2 separate regions of the Homo sapiens genome follow, and region 2 is linked to region 1. The links are chromatin loops, found by intact Hi-C in ENCODE. Cell type or tissue: heart left ventricle. All regions are shown on one strand. Links, peaks and the distances in the headings refer to the core of each region. The heading gives the core; the rest is flanking DNA.

The links. Hi-C counts contacts between places; a loop is a spot of excess contacts. Peaks named below come from ENCODE experiments on the same cell type or tissue, not always from the same donor. Only the 100,000 strongest peaks of a DNase experiment are listed, where the experiment ranks them.
Region 2: a loop joins it to region 1, with 2.1 times the contacts of the local background. A loop is called at or near these places in 9 of 110 quality-filtered maps.

Annotation. Positions count from the first base shown.
Region 1 is chr6:137,253,564-137,256,488 of GRCh38, forward strand. No RefSeq gene overlaps it. Among named protein-coding and RNA genes, the nearest start is that of IFNGR1, 36 kb to the left of the region's middle. In heart left ventricle, for the core only: no CTCF peak of the experiment used is centred there; no DNase peak of the experiment used is centred there.
Region 2 is chr6:137,103,269-137,106,193 of GRCh38, forward strand. No RefSeq gene overlaps it. Among named protein-coding and RNA genes, the nearest start is that of IL20RA, 60 kb to the left of the region's middle. RefSeq lists an enhancer at 2,853-2,912. In heart left ventricle, for the core only: no CTCF peak of the experiment used is centred there; no DNase peak of the experiment used is centred there; H3K27ac peaks cover 543 bases.

The DNA of each region.
Region 1 (2,925 bases), core at 153-2,652:
GATTTTTTTTAAAGGTTTAGTAAAGCAATGCAAATTTTGGTAGATTTCAAAACTTGAATCATTTAACTAATTTTTTGTATATAATGAAGAATGTAGCTTCAAAAATCTAATTTTATTTATCACTATTAGAAGCACATAGCCCTGTTTTTGTCATAGTTATTTAGAAAAGAGAAGATAAGGCCAGGTGCAGTGGCTCATACCTGTAATCCTGGCATTTTAGGAGGCCTAGGTGGGTGGATCGCTTGAGGTCAGCAGTTTGAAACCTGCCTGGCCAACATGGTGAAACCCCATCTTTACTAAAAATACAAAAATTAGCCGGGTGTGGTGGCATGCACCTGTAGTCCCAGCTACTTGAGAGGCTGAGGCATGAGAATCCCTTGAACCCGGGAGATGGAGGTTGCAGTGACCTGAGATCATGACACTGCATTCCAGCCTGGGTGACAGAGTGAGACTCCATCTAAAAAAAAAAAAAAAAAAAAAGGAAAGGAAAGAAAAGGATCTGCACATGAATGGGATCTCAGGACTATGGCCTATGTAGGTAAAATAAAGGTGAAAATTATTTCTCTTATTTGGTGTTGCAGGAGGTCAGGGACCCAGAACGGAGGGACCGGCTGGAGCTGTGGCAGAGGAACATAAATTGTGAAGATTTCATGGACATTTATCAGTTCCGAAAATTAATACTCATAATTTCTTATGCCTGTCTTACTTTAATCTCTTAATCCTGTTATCTTCGTAAGCTGAGAATATATGTCACCTCAGGACCACTATTGTACAAACTGATTGTAAAACATGTGTGTTTGAACAATATGAAATCAGTGCACCTTGAAAAAGAACAGAACAACAGCGATTTTAGGGAACAAGGGAAGACAACCATAAGATCTGACTGCCTGTGGGGTCTGGCAGAATAGAGCCATATTTTTCTTCTTGCAGAGAGCCTATAAATGGACGTGCAAGTAGGAGAGATATTGCTAAATTCTTTTCCTAGCAAGGAATATAGTATTAAGACCCTAGGAAAAGAATTGCATTCCTGGGGGGAGGTCTATAAACAGCCACTCTGGGAGTGTCTGTCCTATGTGGTTGAGGTTCTCTGCTCTTGAACCCTGTTTTCTGTTAAGATGTTTATCAAGACAATACATGCACAGCTGAACATAGACCCTCATCAGGAGTTTTTGATTTCGTCCTTTGCTTTGTGATCTTTGCTTTGCCCTTTGCCTTGTGATGTTTATTGGCCTTAGAAGCATATGATCTTTGTTCTCCCTTTTGCCCTTTGATGAAGCATGTGATCTTTGTGACCTACTCCCTGTTCGTACACCCCCTTCCCTTTTAAAGTCCTTAATAAAAACCTGCTGGTTTTGCGGCTCAGGTGGGCATCACGGACCTACCGATATGTGATGTCACCTCTGGTGGCCCAGCTGTAAAATTCCTCTCTTTGTACTCTTTCTCTTTATTTCTCAGACTGGCCGACACTTAGGGAAAATAAAAAGAACCTATGTTGAAATATTGGGGGTGGGGTTCCCCAATAATTCAGTTTTTCTAAAACTGCACTGAACTAAACTAAATTCTCCAGTGAGCATTCTCACAGCCTGTCATTTTCATGGGTTCACTTCCTACATTTTGTTCCTTAAATCTTAGTGACAATGCCTCTTAGAATGGAAGCTGAAACAAACAAAAATTGTTAGGTTGTAGATGTTAGTTCCCTGTTGATACTAATTCTTTTCTCTTCTTCAATTTCTTATTTGATGAGAAAAAGCCCTCTCACATTCTCAAGTTCAATGGTCTTTTCAGCAGAAGGGCACATGCTAGTAAATATAATTTTCTATCTGTGTGTGTCTGAGTTGGTGATAATAACACCTCACATCTGTGGAAGATAAATTATTACTCTCCTTGGAAAAACTCTGACAAAGATTAAGTTTTCTTGAGACTATTACATATTGTTTCACAATTTAAAAAAAAGTTATAAAACTTATCAAAGTATTAAAATAGTGCATTTCTGTTATAATAAAAATAGCTTCTGTATATATGGGTTTCTCATATATATAAATATATATGGGTTTCTCCTAACTCTTCAGGGTAGATATTATTATATTCAGAAATTGTGGATCAGAAAAAAAAAGTAAGTACTTGCCCAAGGTCGCACAGCTATAAAATGGCAGAGCTGGGATATAAGCTATGTCACAATTTGCTCTAAATTATACCATGCCAAGTCCCCTTCAAGCCTTAAATCCCTAAAACCTCATAAATATAGAACTCTCAGGGCTTCTGTAAAAGCCCTATGGTCTAACCTCTTAATTTTACAAACAAAGAAACTGAAACCCAGAGAAGTTAAGTGATTAACCAGGATCACACAGTAATTAGAACTTAGATCTTATGATCCTGGGCCACTGATTGTTTCTGCATGCAAATCTGAAATTTAAAATTTGAGAACTATGAATGAAAAATGTTTAAATGAAAGTTGAAAAACATCCCAACTTTGGATACAGTCTTAATGTAGGAATATTTGCCACCTAATATTGATACTGATATTGTGAAGAGTGGGAAGTGGCAATGGAGTGTGAAGAAGATGAAGGTCTTGACCTTCTTTCCTGAAGGTTGACCTGCTCTAGGAGAGGAAACCAATCATCCCTTCTTTCTTTCTTCATCCTGCGCCAGGACCATGGCATGTGCTGTTCCATCTGCCTGCTATGATTCCCTACCTCTCACTTGGTTAACCATCATTCTTCCTTCAGATCTCAGCTCAGAGCATCACTTCCTCAGGGAGATCTTCCTAGAATTCACTGGCTCCACTTACACTCTGGGCCTGCAGTGTGGAATGACTGCAGTTTCCTGGGTTAACCAGGACCCTGGATCATGGCTCAAGCTGACATCTGCTGGCAATGCCACCTTCCCCATTTATATTTGTGGAGCCACCTTTACTCCACCTTTTTC
Region 2 (2,925 bases), core at 196-2,695, 150 kb before region 1:
TTTTGGTGGTTAGTGCCTGCCCATTCTCAGGATGGTTCATGAAAGAGTCTTCTACTTAGTGCTGTGGAATAACCATCTGAAATTGTAAGCTGTGGGTAGATAGTACTGTGGTGTAATCACACATCTTCCTGTCACACTGGTGGGAAGGATCAAGGGTTCAGCATAGTTCAGCCATCCCTGTTATTCTCAAAACCAGTGTTCCCAAACTTCAGTCATTTGGCTATAATTTTCACAATGTTTCTAAATTCAAGTACAATATGTATTGTCGTTTTATCTAATATTTTTCACTTGCTCAACTTAAAAAAACTAAGAATATTTTCAAATTTTCAAAATAATTATGAAGATAGTACAGAGAGTTCTCATATATATACCCCACGCCTGGTTTCCCCTATTGTTAAAATCTTATATTAGTATAGTACATTTGTCATAAATAATGAACTAAATTAATTGATACATTATTGTTAACTAAAGTCCATGCTTTATTTAGTTTTTACTTAATGTCCTTTTTTTTCTTTTCTGTACCTGGATCCCATTTAGGGTACCACATTAAATTTATTCATCACATTGTATTTGGGTCCTATTCCAGACCTAACAAAAAGTGGACTGATGCAAAAGAATGACACTCTGGTTAAAGCTATTGCTGTGAGTATTAAAGCCCTTTGTCTCTGATCCAAGAGTCTCATGTCTTCTGCCAGCATCTAAGAAACACTGACAAGTCAATTAGTTAGTTTCCAGGTAGGGTAAAGGCTTAGATATCTTACAGTTCTTGAACTTTTTTGTTGCACAATTGAAGTATTCAAAAAGGGTAAAAAAAATCAAGTTTTTAAATATTTAAACTAATTCAATTAAAGTATAAAAGGCCACTTAAAAGTGATGGTTAAAAGTTGCCAGATTCATAAACAAAGTAATAAGGTTTATGAGTTGGACTTAAAAATTCAAGGAATAATGAGGAATTTAAATTTGTAATTTTAATAAATAAAGTATTAATTTAAGAAAATCACAGTATCCCCTTAGTAATTTTTCCTGTCTATAAAAGCCCCTATCAAGGATGCCACAAAACTCATCTAGATAAGCTTGGGTTGTCATATTGGAACTCATCATATAAATAAATTTACCCAAAATTGTTTATGACCATGAATGACAAAGCTTTACTGTGCTCAAGCACATTTGCATTTTAGAATAAGATAAACAGCTTTGTTCAAAGAATGAAAGTCTAATGGTGAAATTTTGCCGCCATTGCAGGGCTAGTGCCCCTCATGTCACATTATGAGGTTAGCTTCTTTTACAGATTCAAAGGATAAAACAAGGGCCCTCTACTTTGTCCCTGCTGAATTCTCGAGACCTAGAACAGGCACATAATTGATGCTTATTAAAGATGTACAAATTAATGATCAGATTTTAGCCAGGGCCAGATTTCAGTTTTAGAAACATCACTCTGGCTGTAATATGAAAGTTAGATGGAAGAGGTAACACTAGAGAGGAGACCAAGCAGGAAGTTGGTGGCAAACCCTGACAGTAGACACACGGCCATGGCTTCCAGGGTTTTGGACTAAAATCCTACCCTCTTCAGGAAATAACTAGTCTCATTCTGGAAAACATCTGTTGGCTTATTAGTGGTCTCTGAGGGAGGCTAAAAGCCTGACCCTGGGGTGCCCTGTGACCATGTGGCCCATACTTCTCATCATGAATGGGTCTTCTCTGGACCATTAAACCATGAAGCAGGAGGAGCATAGCAAGACTGGATCCAACCTTACAGCACAAATAAAACTGCAGGATGTCAAGGATCAATGGACAAGGTGACCTGTTCTGTGGACATGTGACCTACTCAGTTTCACACTCTGGCATTTTCTCAATGTGCTCGTGAGCAAATGTCTGTGCAGTAAGGTCAGGGGTCCCACATGGCTCAGAAGAATAGGCCTCCTCTCACTGAGGCTGACTTGGCTGCTGCAGGCCTGAGTGTCCCGTCAGTCAATGGCAGGAAGCAGCCCGTGAACATCTTGGAGGGGGCAGTGATTTGTCCTCAATGGGGGAGACACATCCAGATTTGGGTTTGCCTTCTGAGCCCATCATACTCATGTGACTTATTGAATGTCTTATTCACCAGGGTTTTTTACCAAAACACTGCTTCTGATTAAGAACTCAGTTGGCTTTGGGTCTGCTTACTTCCAGTCAGTACCTGGGCCACTGACCACTCTCAATGTTCTTTTCTGCACGTGGATATTCAGGCTGACCTATTTCCTGGCTTGTAGGTTTGACACACTTTTCTTTCCTGTTTGAATCGTAGGTACCTTGAAGCTATCTGAAAAAAAAAAAATTGGCTTGGGTAGAAAGGCAACACCCTGGATTTGTTCTTTGCCTGAGGCTTCCTCTCTGTGTGGCTGAGGAGTCTTAACAGGCCTTTGAGAAAGGGCGTGAGTACTGGTTTTATCACTTGCAGCTCTGGTTCAATTAAGTGCTATTATAAGCCTCTTTACGTATCAGTTGGCTTTTCAACCCTTAACAAGTCTCTTCTTTTTGGATGCTCTCTACTTTCTTCCAGCTCTGCTTGCAAACTTGTCAATTCTTGTCTTAGTTGATCACTTTTTTAAAAACCTGTTTATAGACAGCAAAGAGAAGCCAACACAGATTGACATTTGGATTCTTTCCAATAGCTTCATTTGAAGCAATAGGAGAAGCGATCTGCTTCTCCAGTTATTGTAGGTAATAGCTTTGCCAAATGTTTTTTGACAATAGAACAAGGGTGGTCAACATTTTAGCCTGAAATACCCACGTCCCCATCACCTGTGATTCTCTCATTGTACCAATGCCACATCTTAGGTTTCAGTTATGGCAGCACTATGCACATTTCTGTATTATTTAGGGCAAGTGCCCAGCTGCTGCAAAGAGAAGCCAAAATGCCCTGGTTTAAATAGGATAGATATTTAT